Regions from separate parts of the Homo sapiens genome. Here region 2 is linked to region 1. A link is an interaction called in ENCODE POLR2A ChIA-PET data of the cell type or tissue named here. Cell type or tissue: A673. All regions are shown on one strand. Each heading gives the region's core, and the rest is flanking DNA. Links, peaks and the distances in the headings are about the cores only. Region 1 holds the start of MOSMO (modulator of smoothened). Region 2 overlaps VWA3A (von Willebrand factor A domain containing 3A).

Region 1 (8,331 bases), core at 272-8,271:
TTGTGCATAATCCACAAGCCATTACAAGAAGTAGATGAAATGTTAATCACACAGGTGAAAATAAAAGGGATGTACTTTCTCTGTATCTAGACCAAGACAATAAAAACATGAAAAACTCTGCTGTCCAAAGTATGGTCCATAATCTTATAGTAACAGTTTATCAATAGGGACTTCAGGAAGTTACTCTTTTTTTTTTTTTTTTTTCTATTCCTTCTATGGTAGTTCAAGTAGAAGCTGAGAACAGAGATTAGAGTATGGAGAGACTGGAAGAGGAAGAACAGCACGGAAGTGACAGAGAAAGTCCAAAGCCAAGAGGGACATATATTTAACTTGTTCTAAGCATGGCTGTATTATTCTTGATGTTTCCTTATTTCCTAGAACATCTAATAGAGAAAAACATCATTTCTCACAGTTCTGGGCTTTCATTTCAAAACTGGATTCTGACACCTGTTCTTATAAACTAGAACAGCAATATAACAATATGTAATTTTTATTGAGCATTTACTGTGTGTCAGGTACTGTTCTAAATGTTTGACATGGGTTAACTCAGTTAATTATCAAAATATCCCAGTGAGATGGATACTTTTATTATCCCTACTTTACACAGGAGGAAACGGAGACAAAGAGAGGCTAAAGAACCTGCCCTAAAGCTACAGAGCTACGAAGTGATGAAGTCTAGACTTGAATTCTGAAACTTTCCCTTAGTAGTTCACTGCCGTGGTTTTCAAGCTACATTCTGCAGACTATTTCAGCTCCAAAAGTTCTACTTCTAAAATACATTTTATCCGGTATAAAAACTGCAATGAAAACATCACAATCAAAACTTTAATAGACTGAATATAATACACCAAAGGGAACCAACACATTAACTTTTTGTTGCCAGGTTAAGTGGCTTTTGTGCAGCTCTTGAAATAAGCTAGACCTGTCACCACTGAGATCTTACTTGAACTTCTTGTAAATGTTTCATTGATTTGGAAGGTGTAACTCTGCACTTTTTTTTTTTTTTTTTTTAACTCAGGACTACATCTGCCTGCTCAGGTGAGACTGTACAGCATACAAGCTCAAGCACAACGGTAAACCAAGGAACATACTGTCCCATTCGTTTTATGTTTTGGGGGGTTTACTGCCTGACATATGTAAGGTAAGAAATACATGCTAGATAAGAATTTTAAAAATTTCCTATGTTCCTAGTATCTCTTATTCCTCTTTCTAGCCATAATATTTAACGGAGTGGTATCCTGAGATGGCAAGGAAAACTTTTAGAAAAAAAACAATCACTTCCTCGATCCCACATCAGCCACACATTGTCACTGTTACACTCTGGACCTTGTGCCTACGATCCCCTGCCATTCCACTTTGCTGGATTGATCACTCCCACTCTGACTGGTCTTCAATTTTATTGGGTCCCCTATTCTACTGGCCATGTACCATTGTACCATCTGCTATTCGACTGAACAATCCATTAGTTTTTATTCATTTTCACTCTTTATCCAGCTGACACTCCATAAGCCATCATTACAATACTTTGGCCACTATCCTAAATACCTTGGCTGCTCTGTCATTTTGTTGCAATGTATCTGGCAAACCCCAACCTTGAATGAAGCCTTCACATTATTCTTTATTATTCATTATTGTATATGAGGCTTTTACATTATTCTTGATGTTTCCTTATTTCCAAGAACACTTGGAAAATTCACCTACCTTAGTACCAAAATGACATAGCACTACTAGAAAAGGTCAAGAGGGCAGATAGGTTATCACACTGTATGTTCATGACCATCAACTTCCACGACGCATCAGTGCTGCTAGACAAACCTACTTATCACCGTTGGCAAGCTTTCTCTGCAATTATTTCGAACAGTTTCTATTTCCTCAGACCTTGGACATCCATTGCTCCTATCTCCATGGCAACTCACAGCCAATTTTGCCTCCAAATTTTAAAGAGTTATACTCATTCTATCCTTGCTTTCTTCTGAATACAAGAGGAGCTTGCCCTTTTTTTTTTTTTTTCTGTTTTCTTTTTAAGACGGAGTACCATTCTGTCGCCCAGGCCAGAGTGCAGTAGCGTGATCTTGGCTCACTGCAACCTCCGCCTCCCAAGTTCAAGCAATTCTCTTGCCTCAGCCTCCCGAGTAGCTGGGATGACAGGCATGCACCACCGCGCCCGGCTAACTTCTTTGTATTTTTAGTAGAGACAGGGTTTCATCATGTTGGCCAGGATGGTCTCAAACTCCTGTCCTCAGGTGATCCGTCCGCCTTGGCCTCCCAAAGTGCTGGGATTACAGGCATGAGCCACCACGCCCGGCTATGCCCTTTTCCATCTTAGGAACGTTATGCTATCACTTATCTTTCTTCTCTTTTATATGTAACAATTCTTCTCTTTCAACTATATCTTTTGCATGGTCATTTAGTCTATTTTATCTATTGGGATTCTATCTAAAACTTCTTTGTAAAAAGATTCCTTCTGCTACAGCACCGAAACCCCTTTTCCCCTAAGTACGTGAAGCCTGAAAGTCTCATAAAAGGAGTCAATACACATGTAAGTAGGATAAAAACATCAACAGGTCACGAACTGGATGTCATACATGTAACCGTGTTAAGTTGTCGGGCAGCAACAATATTTTCATAAACAAAGCCCATAGTACCACCAAATTCGAAACCATCCTGATTCTTCATATCTTTTACAATTAAGAGTTCTGCTAAAACTCTATGGGCAAGAAAAGTAGCAGAATTTTTAGAGTGTTATTTTAATAACCAGTGAATATGACAGCATGATTTTGTGTTACTAGGTCTAGATTGGGGGAGAGAAGGGAGGGAGGAGGAAGCAACAAATGTCCCAGCTACCACTTTTTTTCTAAGAGCTAAAAATATTGCAGGATAAATACAGAACCATAAGTAATACTTAAAAATTAAGTTTTGACAGCACAGTGATGCTTTTCTTTTTCTTTTTTTTGAGACAGAGTCTCGCTCTGTCGCCCAGGCTGGAGTGCAGTAGCGCAATCTCAGCTCACTGCAACCTCTGCCTCCCGGGTTCAAGCGATTCTCCTGCCTCACCTCCTGAGTAGCTGGGATTACAGGTGCACGCCACCATGCCCGGCTAATTCTCTTTTTTTTTTTTTTTTTTTTTTTTTTTTTTTTTGTATTTTTAGTAGAGACGGGGTTTCGCCATGTTGGTCAGGCTAGTTTCGAAATCCTGACCTCCTGATCCGCCCGCCTCGGCCTCCCAAAGTGCTGGGATTACAGGCGTGAGCCACCGCGCCCGGCCGCATTTTTATAAGAAATTATCCATGGAGGGAGCTTGACATTCCCAACCCTCCAAAAGTTCCTTCACCTGCACTGAACAAGCAGTTAAAAAACAAGACCATTCCTTAAATCGGAGCAGCTCTCCTGACAGCTGTTTACATTAATTAAGGTTTGGTCTCACAGGTCTGGGAGAGAGGGAGAAAGAGAGGCGGGGGAAGAGGGGAGGGAGAAGAGGTAACAGGGAAAGAAGTGGCCCAAGCTGAGAAAAATCTTGGAAGCGCATTCACCTGGGGTACCCTTCAGAAAGATGCCCGCCTCTTTCCCGAGGGCACCACCTTGCCTCTCCCGCCCACAGCTCCGTGGTGGTACAGCAAGCACTGCTCCCGCTGCCGGGCTGCCTGCAACTGTAATGTGTTATTTAATTTTGTAACTACTATTAAGAGCTCTCCAGCGTTTTTGTGATGCGCTGGAATGAAAGACGCTCCATAAAATGAGGTTTATTATTAGTAGTATTATAGCTCCCGGGCCTAAAATAAAGCAGAATTATAACCACATACACACTTCAAAGGGAAAATCCGAAGCCACAAGCTTCTCAAACATTGCCAAGCGGGCAGGGGATGGGCGGGGGCGGCGGTGCAGAGGGGCTCCAATCCGGCGCCCCCCACTCCCACCAACCCCACCAGCTCTCCCAGCACCCACCATTCACCCTGCCTGGTGGGGTCAGCGCCCGCAGCCCGGGCTCGCCCCCGGCCGCAGCTTCCTCTGGTGGTGGAGGGTCTGGGGTCGGACCTGATCCCTCTCGGCCTCCCCTCGCCCACCAGCTCTCTAGTGGCTCCCGCACTGCCCCGCAGGCTGCCTCACTCTCAGCCCTAGCCTCTCCGCCTGGTTTCTAATTCCCTTGCAGGAGCCTCAGTTTCCTCCCGTCTCCCACCTTGACTTTTTTTTTTTTTTTTTTAATCCAGAACGAAGCTCATTCCTCTGCGATCCCTCACATCGGAGGGCTGCTCCCCTCCTCCCCGGTCCGGGACTTGCCAGCCCAGCCCAGGTCTCCTCGGCCACTTTTCACCCGGCCTGGGGCGCCTCTCCCCTCAGCCCGGGGGTCCCGCTGGCGCCCGGCGGCTTCCTCTCCTCCATCCCTTTCCTCCGCGGCCCGGGTCTCCCCTCCGCCCCCGGTCTCCTCAGGCTAGCCTCCGGCCGGGACCCTCCACCCCGTCCTCTCCTCAGTCCGGGTCTCCCCTCTCTCGCGTCGCCCTCAGCCAATCCCCCGCCCGGCCCGGCGCGCCAGCGGCTCACCCGCAGACTCCCCGGTGTTGATCCAGTCCGGGTTGGCGATGCTGGCGATGGCGAAGATATCGGCGGCCAGAAAGAGACATCCTGAGATGATGGTCAGTTTATCCATCTCCCCGCCCCGCTCCCCCCACCCCCCGAGCCCCGGACAGGCAGCGGCCTCACGCCTCCCGCCCCATGGGCCGCCGCCGGGGCCCGGAGTCCCCGCGCCGCTGCCTCGCGCCCCCTCGGCCCCCGCGCGCCGCTCGCGCCCTCCGCGCGCCCGGGACCAGCAGCCGCGGCGCGGCCCGCACAGACGGAACCGCCGCCCGCCCCGGAACTGCTCGGCCCGCCCGCCCCTCACCCGGAAGCGAAGCCGCGGCGTTGGCGAGGCCGGTCCCGGCTCCCCAGCCGCCGCGCCCCAGCTCCGTCCTCCCGGCTCGGCCGGCCGCCCTGGGCCCCTCCCCGCACCGCCCGCCTCTACGTTCTGGACCCGGACCCGACCGGCCCGGCTCCGGTCCCTGCCCGGGTCCCGGTCTCTTCTGGCAGGCCACGCCACCTCTTGGCTTTCTGCCCACTAATAAGATTGTTGATGTTGATGACTGGGCACAGGCTGCGGCCCCTCCTGAGCCCCTCAGAAGCAAAACTGGAATGAGAGTGGGGAGCTGCCCGTCTTCCAGCAGGAGGCGGGCCCCGACTCCCGCCGAGCGACTCCGGGCCCCGCGCGGTCCCTGTCACCTTGTATTCTCATTGCCCGTTCCGCGGCCGTCAGCTCCCAGGATTGCCCCATTTAGCAAATAGCTTTCGACAACCCCTCTTCGTCAGACGTTGTAGGTGCAGAGGTGCTGGAGTGGACAGAGGCAAGGCGCCCGCTCTTGGGGAGCTCACGTTCTGGTGGGAAGAGACAGAAACACATTAAGAACCTATCTGTAAAATAAAGATAATTTCAGGTGCAGATCCCTGAATTCAATGGAGGTCAGTGTGATGGGAGTCGGAGCGATACCTGCGATAGGGAAGGATGCATTTCCGCTGAGACCATCACGATCGTAAAGATCTGCACTTTGAAGACCTGGCGCAAGACCAGACAGAGGGAACAGCCAATGCAAAGATCATTAGGGGAGGGGGGCAGAAAGAGATCAGCGTGTCCAAGGAATTGCAAAATGGCCTGTGTGGCAGGAGAGTAGTATGACAAGAGGTAGGCAGAGGCTAGGTGTAGGGCTTTGGGGGCCTTGGATTTTGTTCTGAGTGCAATGAGAAGGCAATGGAGGGTGTTTGCAGAATCCCATGATCTTACTTAATCTGTGAAGATCCATAGTGTAGCTTGTATGGGGGAAAGGCAAAGATGACAACAGGGACGCCAGTTAAGAGGCCAAGTAGTCCACGAGAGAGAAGTGTAGCTTTGGCTAGGGTGAGAGTAGTGAAGATGGAGAGGAATGGACAGATTTGGATGTTTTGTAGATAGAGGGAAGGACCTGCTGATAATGGGGAAGGAGTTGAAAGAGAACTCAAGAATAAGTTTTTGACCTGAGCAACCAGGTGTTATGATCCCGTTTACTGAGTTGTGTGTGCAGCGTCTTAAGTTGGATGAATAAACAGGAAAATAAGGCATTTGCATAATTTGTCAGCATATGCTATGGTGGAGGTTTTCTTTTCTTCCACAGCTCATGGGCCGAATCACCACTAACCCTGACGTTTGATCCAGCTCTCCCTAATGGTACTCCGTGCAGCAGATGGAGATGAAACACTCATTTTCTCCTTAAATGCCACATAGGTCGTCTCTAGAAGGACCTAGAAGAGTGACATCTGTCTCTATTTTTGGAATGCTTACATGTCCACAAAATTCAGGAGGTTTCAAATTCCACCAAATCCAACAGCCTTGCAGAAATGTGCAACAGAGTATCAGTGTCACTACATAGCTGGGAGAAGGAAGGGTTTGATTGCTGGTCTATATTGACTTTTCTGTCCAAACATTGGTCTCTTGGGGGAAAGGTTTTTTTTTTTTGTTATTATACAATTTATTTTTCCTCTGCCACAGAAATTGACACAAGATAATTCATATACTCCAAGGATCCAGATATAATGCATATCACATTACTGCAATAGTCTTCAGTTTCTTTTTTCTTTTCTTCTTTTTTTAAATAAGTACTGGAGAAATTTAATTGAGTCATATTTGGCTTCTTGTTGGGGTTTTCTATTGCCCAGTGATAGAAGAAACTGTAACTATACAGGACTAAATTCCCAGATAATATCCACTGATGTTCTCTACTGGCCAGCTTAGAAGAATCCTAGGGCTGAATGTTTGAACAGTTTGCACATATTCTAACTCCAGCTGAATAGAATGATGATGATTGGGTTCTTGTGTTTACAATAAATACAAGTAGCCAAGCGTGGTGGTTTGCACCTATAATCCCAGCTACTCCAGAAGCTGAGGTGGGAGGATCACTTGAGTCCAGCAGTTCAAGACCAGCCTGGACAACACAGTGAGACCCCTGTCTCTAATAAATAAAATAAATAAATAATACAGTTCTTCCTTTTACCCTTTACAAATGGTTCTGGGTCTAAGATTAAAGCACAAGAACAACCAGTATTGAGTTAAAAGAATTTAAAACATTTTTATCATACTAATGGCTGCACATCAGTACAGAGAATAGTCACCTATCCCAAACCTTCCTACCATCCAGAATGGGAGGTGGGGTTGGCAGGGGCCAAACTGTTTACAGATTTCCCATTAATCCCTCTTTTTATCCCTATAGCTCTTTTCTTTTCTTTCTTTCCTTTTTTTTTTTTTTTTGTCAGAGATAGGGTCTCACTATGTTGTCCACGCTGGATTTCAACTTCTGGCCTTAAGTGATCCTCCCACCTCAGCCTCCCAAGTAGCTGGGACTACAGGCCCACACCACTGTGCCTGGCTGGTGTTTCAGAGTCCCCAGTCTCTGAGGTCTGCAGGACAGATCAGTCCCCTTCTCTCTGTATCTCAGTCTAGATTTTAGCAGAGGCAAACCCTAAGGGTTTGGGAGAGGTGATGGAGTGAAGCAGAGAGAATACAGAACTATGTTCTAGTTCCTGCCCTGCTCCTGACTTGACCTTGGGAAAGCCATGTCACCTCTCTGGGCCTTTTACCCCCATCTGGCCTAACAAGACTCCTGGCCTCGGTGACAGAAGCGTCCCATCCTCTCACCCACCCCTAAGCAGAGCAGCTGGGACTTTTCAGAAATGAGCCACAAGACTCCTTATGGCAGAAAGCCTTGGGGACCCAGAAGAACATAGAAGGCTTCCAGGAGGGAGATATGCTGTGCAGCCTGAAGTCATAAACAGCCATTCTGCAGCTGTTAAAGGGCCATGAACATGGCATGCTCTATTGTGATGGATGGCAGGCCTTGGCCAGAAGAGGCTGAATCCAGATGGGACCACGGGCAAAGCTGTGGAAGGGACTGTGTGATCACTCTTCTCTTTAAGGAGTATCTTCAGCCTGACAATAAACACACTGTCTCCCTAGGGGTTAGGTTTCGTGGGCCAAGAGCATGGTGGACGCACCACACATGTACCTGGGGTTTCTGGGGTTAGAGAAGACACAAGAAACTAAATCCAGAGTTAGCAGCTTGCGCCCGGGCTCAAATCTCAGTTTGTTTCATGGATTGGTTCCCTTTGAGCTGACTCAGAAATGCGATTATTGATTAGTGCAGAAAGTTTATTAGAGAGCCTTTGAGAATCAAGTCCTATGGGGAAAGGGAAGCAGGGGTGGGAAGAGGGAGAAGTCAGTCTGTGCTGCAGTCATGGGAGGCTTTGGCAGACCCCCAGGGGAGTTCTGAAACTAGGATAGCT
Region 2 (8,331 bases), core at 168-8,167, 91 kb before region 1:
CTCTTGAACTCCCAACCTCAGGTGATCCACCTACCTAGGCCTCTCAATGTGCTGGGATTACAGGCCTGAGCCACCATGCCCAGCCCTTAATCAAACTTTTAAGAAAAGTGATATCCAGATGATCAGCCTTAGTCTTCTAAATCTCATTGCGGGTCTAAAGTCAAATGCCCAGTGCACATCTGCATTCTCACCTGCCCAGCACCCATTCCCCCTTCTGGTAACAGTGCTCTGGCCTTCCACATGCAACCATCTGTCTCTCTTTTTCAGTCCATGAGGGCTGGGGGGCTAATCCAGTCTCTTTCCCCTTCCCCCCTGTCTTTTATTTTATTTTATTTTTGCCCCAGAAGTCAGCACTAGTTCCAGGCCTAGTCAAATAGTGATAGTATATTTCATCTCCTTGGCTATGATGATTGGTGTAAATTGGTCAATGAGAGTCAGTCCCAGGATTTGGAAGTTGTGCAGGGAACAGGAAGTGAAGTTCCTTTTTACTGGAGCTGCTGATCACCACCTTCCTATGCCTGAAGAGAGATGTCCTGAGAATAAAACCAACTCAGGAAAGCAGAGCCCACAGGCATAGAGGTGACATCATCTGAGCACCTGGATCCAGCTGTGGCTGGGGTTTTCATTTACTTAGGTTAGTAAATGCCTTTTTTTAGCTTAAGCAATTTATATTGGAGGTCTACATTTGCAACTGAAAGGGTTCTAACAAATACAAATGGAATGAGTGAAAGGGGGCAAAGAATGAAATCTATGCCCGTTACCTTCTTGCTGTTTTCTGTGAGCCACTGAATTCTCTCTTGATAGACTTCAATAGTGCTGTCAAGACATCAGAAAGACTCATCACCCAAGGCCAGCGTCATCACTGAGCAACAGCCACTTACATACACAAAAGGCAGGTATGAATAATTGTTTTTTTTTTTAATGTGCATAGGTTCTTGGAAGAAGGTGGTGAACCTTTTAGGTGCACTGTAGTGCACGCCTGTAGTCGTGGCTACTCAGGAGCCTGACGTGGGAGGATCACTTGAGGCCAGGAGTTCAAGACCAGCTTAAGCAACCTAGTGAAACCCTGTCTCTACAAAAAATAAAAAAATTTGCTGGGTATGGTGGTGCATGCCTGTAGTCCCAGCTACTCAGGAGGCTGAGGTGGGAGGATCACTTGAGCCCAGGAGTTCAAGGCTGCATGGAGTTATGATTGTTCCACTGCACTCAAGCCTGGGCACAATCGAGGAAAGACAAAACTGAAGATACTTGTTTGCCAGGGCACTAGGTATAAGGAGATTGTGAAAGGGATCGAGTGTATAGGTGCTGCTCTATTGGTGACACAGTGCACAGGATAAATGACAACGGTTTGGTGGATCAAGGGGTGGAATCAGGCCCTCCCAGACTTCAACCTGCTCATGTAACCTCGTCTCCTTTCTCCACATAGCTCACTCACTCTGTGCTCACTCTGCCCGGTGAGGGCAGGTCTGTGGAGGGTGGGGGAGGGTGTTCTTACGAGAAAGTTGGAAGACCACCCTTGCACTTGCTCAAATCTGTGTCTTCTCAGAAGGAATTGTTCCTAGTCTCCTGGAAACTGATCATAAAGGCACAACAGAGGCAGTTAAGCAATCGTTTCTACTGGATTGATTAACAAAAAACCTAGTTTCTGAAAAGTAGCTGGGGGACCTTCTTGAACTTGCCTTATTGCATGCCTGGCTTGCAATGACTGGTTGAAGACTAGCATATATCATATGCACAAGGTAAGGACTAGGTCACTTTAATTTAATTGACTTGTTCTTACTGGGGGCAGGTGAGATTTGGGGGCCTAGAGAGGGACAAAAAAGGTCTTTGGAAATGAGATCATGGGGCAGTGGGTGGTAGATAGAGTCATAAGGGATACATGAGTTATGAATAGAGCTAAGAAGATGAGCTTTATTTTTATCTTCTTCTTCTTTTTATTTGAGACAGGGTCTCACTCTGTTGCCCAGGCTGGAGTGCAGTGGTACGATCATGGCTCACTGCAGCTTCAACCTCCCTTGGCTCAGGTGATCCTCTCACCTCAGCCTTTAAGTAGCTGGAACTATAGATGCACACCACCACACCTGGCTAATTTTTATATTTTTTGTAGAGTTGGGGTTTCATCATTTTTCCCAGGCTGGTCTTGAACTCCTGAACTCAAGCGATCCTCCTGCCTTGACCTCCCAAAGTGATTACAGGTGTGAGCCACTTGTGCCCAGCTGAAGATGAGCTTTATAATAAAATATGTTTGTGTTTGAGATACAGCTCTGCCATCTACTAGCTGTGTGACCTTGGACAGGTGTGGTAACCTTTCTGAGCCCCAGTTTCACCATCTCCAACATGAAGGTAACAACAGGATTCTATCCAAGTCAATTTGCTAAAAGTCAATTTACTGAAAGCCAGTCCTCTGAAAATCAATTTGCCAAATGACCAGTTAGCTAAATAGACTTGAACATTCCTTAAAATACTGGATTCACAATTAAAACTGATAAACCAAGACATTGCAGAATTCTTTAAAACCTGTTTAAGCTTCCAACCTAATAAAAGTTACTATAAATTCTACAGTTAAATGGTTTTGAGAAATTTGAGCAACTGGTCATTCCATGAATGGCCATTCAGCAATTGACTTTTGGTTAACTGGCTTGAGAGTGATGGTTTTATAAGGGGAAACCCCTTTCTCTTGATTCTCATTCTCTCTTTCCTGGCTGCCTTGTAAGATGTCCCTTTGCTCTTCCTTCATCTTCTGCCATGAATGTGAGGCCTCCCCAGCCATGTGGAACTGTGAGTCCATTAAACCTCTTTCTTCTGTAAATTGCCCAGTCTCGGGTATGTCTTTATCAGCAGCATGAAAATGGACTAATACACATGTGCTATCAAAATCTGGTTTAGGAGTGGGGATGCATGCATGTTTTTGGCATATATTTGCAAAGTTATGAACGCAATCAATTTGACATTGAAAGTCATTACTCTTAACCATTAAACACCAGATGAAGCTGTGTCATCCAAGGGACTATGGATTTCATTTTATATTTTTTTAGAGATAGGGTCTTATTTTGTTGCCCAGGCTAGAGTGCAGTGGTGTGATCATAGCTCACTGCAGCCTCGAACTTCTGGGCTCAAGTGATCCTCCCACCTTGGTCTCTCAAAGCGCTAGGATTATAGGCATGGACCACCATGCCTGGCCCTAGACTATGGATTTGAAAAGGCTGAGAGACACTGATCTGGTCCAACCTTTCTATTTGAGAAAAGGGGAAATTGGGGCTAGAAGTGGGAAGAGACATGCTCATCTCCCTGAGTGGTAGTTTTTCCTTTTTTTTTTTTTTTTTTTTGAGACAGGGTCCCACTCTATTGCCCAAGGTCCCACAGAGATTGCTGTTTGAACAAAGTTACTTCCAGGCTACTGAAATGACATAATTCTTTCTTTTTCTTTTTCCTTTCTTTTTTTTTTTTTTGAGACAGAGTTATGCTCTTGTTGCCCAGGCTGGAGTGCAATGGTGTGTTCTTAGCTCACTGGAACCTCCACCTCCCGAGTTCAAGCGATTCTCCTGCCTCAGACTACAGGGTAGCTGGGATACAGGCATGCACCACCAGGACTGGCTAATTTTTTAAAAAAATATTTTTAGTAGAGACAGGATTTCACCATGTTGGCCAGCCTGGTTTCAAACTCTTGACCTCAAGTGATCCACCTGCCTCGGCCTCCCAAAGTACTGGGATTACAGGTATAAGCCACCATGCCCGGACTGAAATGACATAATTCTTGAGTTCTGTGGTGTTGGGAGGACAGTGAGAAACATACTTACTCAGAAAGCTTTGACTCAAAATGGCGGATGATCTGGGTGGAGAAACATATTTTCTGCACGACATTGGTGCCCTCCTCCCTGAAGAAGCAAAGCCTTATGAGGGGATCTCTCGGGCCCAGGGGGTTGCATGTGTCACTGCAGCTGTGGGGGGTGCGGGGAACAGCTTCAGACTTACAGCACTTCTGTGCCCTGGCTTATCAGGTCAGCCAAGGTGAGTTTCTGACATTTTAAACTGTGAGCCGAAAGCCAGTCTTCAGAGTCCTCCCAATCTGAAGACTGGGTCTCACTCCCCTGCAGCCTCTGCAAGACAAAAGCCAGAGTCAAACCGTGAAGTGGAAAGAGAGGGAAGGAAGAGGTTCCCTTCACACAGATACCCAACGGGCGCCAACTCAGACTGACCCTATCTTTTTTTTTTTTTGAGACGGAGTTTCGCTCTTGTCACCAAGGCTAGAGTGCAGTGGAATGATCTTGGCTCACTGCAACCTCTGCCTCCCAGGTTCAAGTGATTCTCCTGCCTCTGCCTCCCGAGTAGCTGGGATTACAGGCATGCACCACCACGCTTGGCTAATTTTTGTATTTTTAGTAGAGACAGGGTTTTGGCATTTTGGCCAGGCTGGTCTCAAACTCCTGACCTCAAGTGATCCACCAGCCTTGGCCTCCCAAAGTGCTGGGATTACAGGCATGGGCTGCTGTACCCAGCCCCCTGGTTTGTCCGTGTTAGAGACAGGGCCTCACTCTGTCACCCAGGCTGGAGTGCAGCGGTGTGATCATAGCTCACTGCAGCTTCGAAGTTCTGGGCTCAAGCGACCTTGACTTAAGTTCTGTGCCTGAGGCCTGCTGGGCTGTCTGTCTCAAAGGGAAATTAGCAAGTGTTGAAGAAGTGTGAAAAACACTCTCATAATTACTGCAAATACTTAGATAGCACTTATTACATGTTAAGCACTTTCCGTACGTTAACTCATTTAATTTTACAAAGTGGGTTCCATTATGATAACCCCATCTTGCTGACCAGGGAACTGAGGTACAGATAATTTAGGTAATCAGTCCAAGGTCATCCAGCTAGAAAGTGGCAGATGTGGAATTCAAACCCAGGCTGTAAAGCTCAAGTCATGCTTCTAACCATGGCACTATGTTGTCCCTCTAAACTAGCACCAAACTGTGACCACCTCCATGAAGGAGTGAGAGGACTGACGGGCAAGATTACTTTCTCATTATGTGATTCTGTGCTAACAAATGTCCTGCCCTTGAAAGGCACCTAAAATCATAGGTCCCTGTCGCATATCTAGGGAAATACAGCTCTCTATCACATGGACACTAGATGTCACTCTTCTCACCTTTCAGACTCAACCCTCCCCCTGGTTGGAAACACCGAGCATGGTACTTTTTTTTTTTTCTTTTGAGACAGGGTCTCATTTTATTGCCCATGCTGGAGTGCAGTGCCACAATCTCAGCTTACTGCAGCCTCAGCTTCCCAGGCTCAAGTGATCCTCCTTCCTAGACCTCCCAATTAGCTGGGACTATAGGCACGTGCCACCACACCTCACTAATTTGTGTATTTTTTTTTTTTTTTTTTTTTTTTTTTGTGGAAACAGGGTTTCACCATGTTGCCCAGGCTGGCCTCAAACTTCGGGACTCAAGCGATCCTCTCATCTAGGCCTCCCAAAGTGCTGAGATTACAGATGTGAACGACCGTGCCTGGTGAGCATGGTGGACTTAATAATTCACCTTTCTTCCATCTGTGTTGCTTTTCAAATGATGTCATGTTTTAGGACACAGATTTTGTATTATTCATACTTGAAGATACACTATTAAACACATTATGGATTTTGACTTTAGGCCATGCTAATTATGTAACTCTACTAGTTCATTTGCATAGAGAATGGTAAGATCTTCGTGTTGGAGCAATCCTTTCCCTCTTTCCTTCAGGTTCATCTGCAAGGCAAAGGAGGCCCCAGCTGTGGCTGATAAATATAAGAATGATCCTGTCTACACCTGGGAAGTCATGCATTTTCATATAAAATTAGAGGAAAGATGCATGTCATCAACATCTGAACCCATTACAAGACTTCTTCAGAATCTCAAAACTCTATCAACCTTTCCTCGTCTCCTTTAATTAAGCTTGCTTTCCTGTAAGTGCCAGAACCTAAGTAAATCATGAGTATTTTTCTGATTGTTTAATTGCCAGCATTATACCTGTATTGTTTTTGACTATCATTTCAAAGGTATCATATTTAAACTCTAGTGTGGGTTAGGTACATGGTTGTGCACTAGCCTTGCTTGAACATGGCAACCACTGATTGCCACTGTGTCCCTGGTAGAATGAATTCTGAGTTCTAGACAATCCACTCACCCTCTTGGGAAGGCACATTGAAGGTCAGCCTAAAATCGTAGTCTGGTCAGAGGTTTATTCTCCTATCATACCCCATTTGTCCAACAGCACTTCCTGAAATGGATTTCTGAATCTCGATTTCAGGGAATCTCAAAAGCAAAGCAAATCTCAGGAAGGGGAATTTTAGAATCAAATGCTTAAGACTTCAGGCCTTGATAACATGATCAGAGTCTTCACATGCTCCTGAATATTTAGTGACATGGCCAAATAGGCTAAACAATTTCTATATAAACAGTATAGAGATTCTTCAGTCATTTCTGAAGGCAGAGGATTAGAGATAAATGCTTAATTACTCCTTTTTCAGTCCTAGAATCCTATGAGAAGGAAGAAATCCCCAGAATTTAACACACTGTGCATTCTCTGAATGATTTGTAGTATCACGACCCAGTTAAAGTGCCATGGTCTTTACCAGTAAGTCCTGTGTCTGGTTAACATGTGTAACCAATAATCCATTGTCCGAATTTTGCCCAAGTCCATTCATATTCTTCTGCTTTAGTGGCTTCTTTGAATCTCTGCCAGTGTTTCTCCTAATGCTACAAAACATAAAGTAATTTGATCAATGCCCCAGCACTGGGCATAGGTTTGATACCCCCAGTGCCTCCTCTCTTTGCCCTAGTCCCTACAAGGATTCTAGAAACATTTTTCTGTGCAGTAACTGAGAAGGATTCCTGCAGAGTCCTGATAAAATGTGGACTCCAGTTCCATGAGATATTTTATTATTTAGATAACTAAAGCCCTCAGGTGGCTATAAGAAGATTCAATGACCATTTACCCAGTCTCACCCTCAGCTCCCATGAGCAAAATGCTGTTGCTGTTTTCGTTTGCAAAATCAGAGAACTAGCCCAGGCACGGTGGCTCACGCTTGTAATCCCAGCACTTTGGGAGGCCGAGACGGGCGGATCATGAGGTCAGGGGATCGAGACCATCCTGGTTAACACGGTGAAACCCTGTCTCTACTAAAAATACACAAAATCAGCTGGGTATGATGGTGGGCACCTGTAGTCCCAGCTACTCGGGAGGCTGAGGCAGGGGAATGGCATGAACCCGGAGGGCAGAGCTTGCAGTGAGCCTAGATTGTGCCACTGCACTCCAGCCTGGGAGACAGTGCGAGAATCTGCCTCAAAAAAAAAAAAAAAAAAAATCAGAGAACTATGCTTACCAATGGTTTTCCAGAAACATATTTTCTTGACCATGGAAGACATGACTAGTTTGTGTAGCCATTGCAAAACACCCAATGCTTATTTTCCTAAAGAAGAAAAGAATACCAGAAAACAGGATAAATGTGGCATACAGACAATAGTTTTGGGGGGTATCTATATTCAGCACAATGCTTCTTTTTCTACATGTTTAATTTTTTTTTGAGATAGGGTCTCACTTAGTTGCCCAGGCTGGAGTACAGTGGCCCAATCATGGCTCACTGTAGCCTTGACCTCCCAGGCTCAAGCAATCCTCCCACCTCAATCTCCCAAGTAGCTGGGACTACAGGCACAAGCCACTATGCCCAGCTAATCTTTCTGTTTACTGTAGAGACGGGGTCTCACTATGTTGCTTTGGATGGTCTCGAACTCTAGGGCTCAAGTGATCCTCCCACCTAGGCTGGGATTAGAGATGTGAGTCACCACGCCCGGCCATTTTTAAAATTTTATTGACAAGGTCTTGCTCTGTCACCAAAGCTGAAGTAATGTGGTGCTAACATAACTTATGGCAGCCTCGAACTCCTGGCCTCAAGAGATCCTCCTCAGCCTCCCTAAGTCATGGGATTATAAGAGTGAGCCACTGTGCTCAGCCAACTCTTCTTTAATTAATTCATTCAGTAAATACTTATTGAACACCTGCCAGGTATCAGGCATTGTGCTTGGTGCTGAGGATACAATGGTGAACAAGATAAAGCTTTCTCAACTTCAACACTTTGACTCTTGGACCGGATCATTCTTTGCTGTGGGGGCCGTCCTATGCATTGCAGGATGTTTAGCAGCATCCTGGCCTCTACCTATTAGATATCAGTAGCATCCCTCCTCACTTTTTCCCAATGTGACAACCAGAAATGTCTCTAGACATTGCTTAATGTCTCATGGACAGCAGAATTGTCCCTAGTTGTAAACCACTAAGATAGACTTTGTCCTTGTCCTCCCAGCGCTTATATTC

What was found. ChIA-PET counts read pairs that join two places held together with the same protein. Peaks named below come from ENCODE experiments on the same cell type or tissue, not always from the same donor. Only the 100,000 strongest peaks of a DNase experiment are listed, where the experiment ranks them.
Region 2: POLR2A ChIA-PET joins it to region 1 with 10 read pairs; 11 of 35 experiments call an interaction of 5 or more read pairs at or near these places.

What each region holds. Positions count from the first base shown.
Region 1 is chr16:22,004,613-22,012,943 of GRCh38, reverse strand. MOSMO (modulator of smoothened) reads right to left here and starts at 4,833. Exons shown (of 3, transcript NM_001164579.2): 1 at 4,537-4,833. The coding sequence starts at 4,642. RefSeq lists a silencer at 4,802-5,041. In A673, for the core only: a CTCF peak has its summit at 5,203 (motif pointing right); DNase peaks (open chromatin) are centred at 4,893 and 5,143; H3K4me3 peaks cover 2,187 bases; H3K27ac peaks cover 1,357 bases.
Region 2 is chr16:22,095,960-22,104,290 of GRCh38, reverse strand. It overlaps VWA3A (von Willebrand factor A domain containing 3A), which reads right to left. Exons shown (of 34, transcript NM_173615.5): 2 at 7,346-7,432; 3 at 6,596-6,719; 4 at 3,973-4,097; 5 at 3,798-3,875; 6 at 762-816. Among named protein-coding and RNA genes, the nearest start is that of VWA3A, 7.6 kb to the right of the region's middle. In A673, for the core only: a CTCF peak has its summit at 5,113 (motif pointing right); a DNase peak (open chromatin) is centred at 5,130.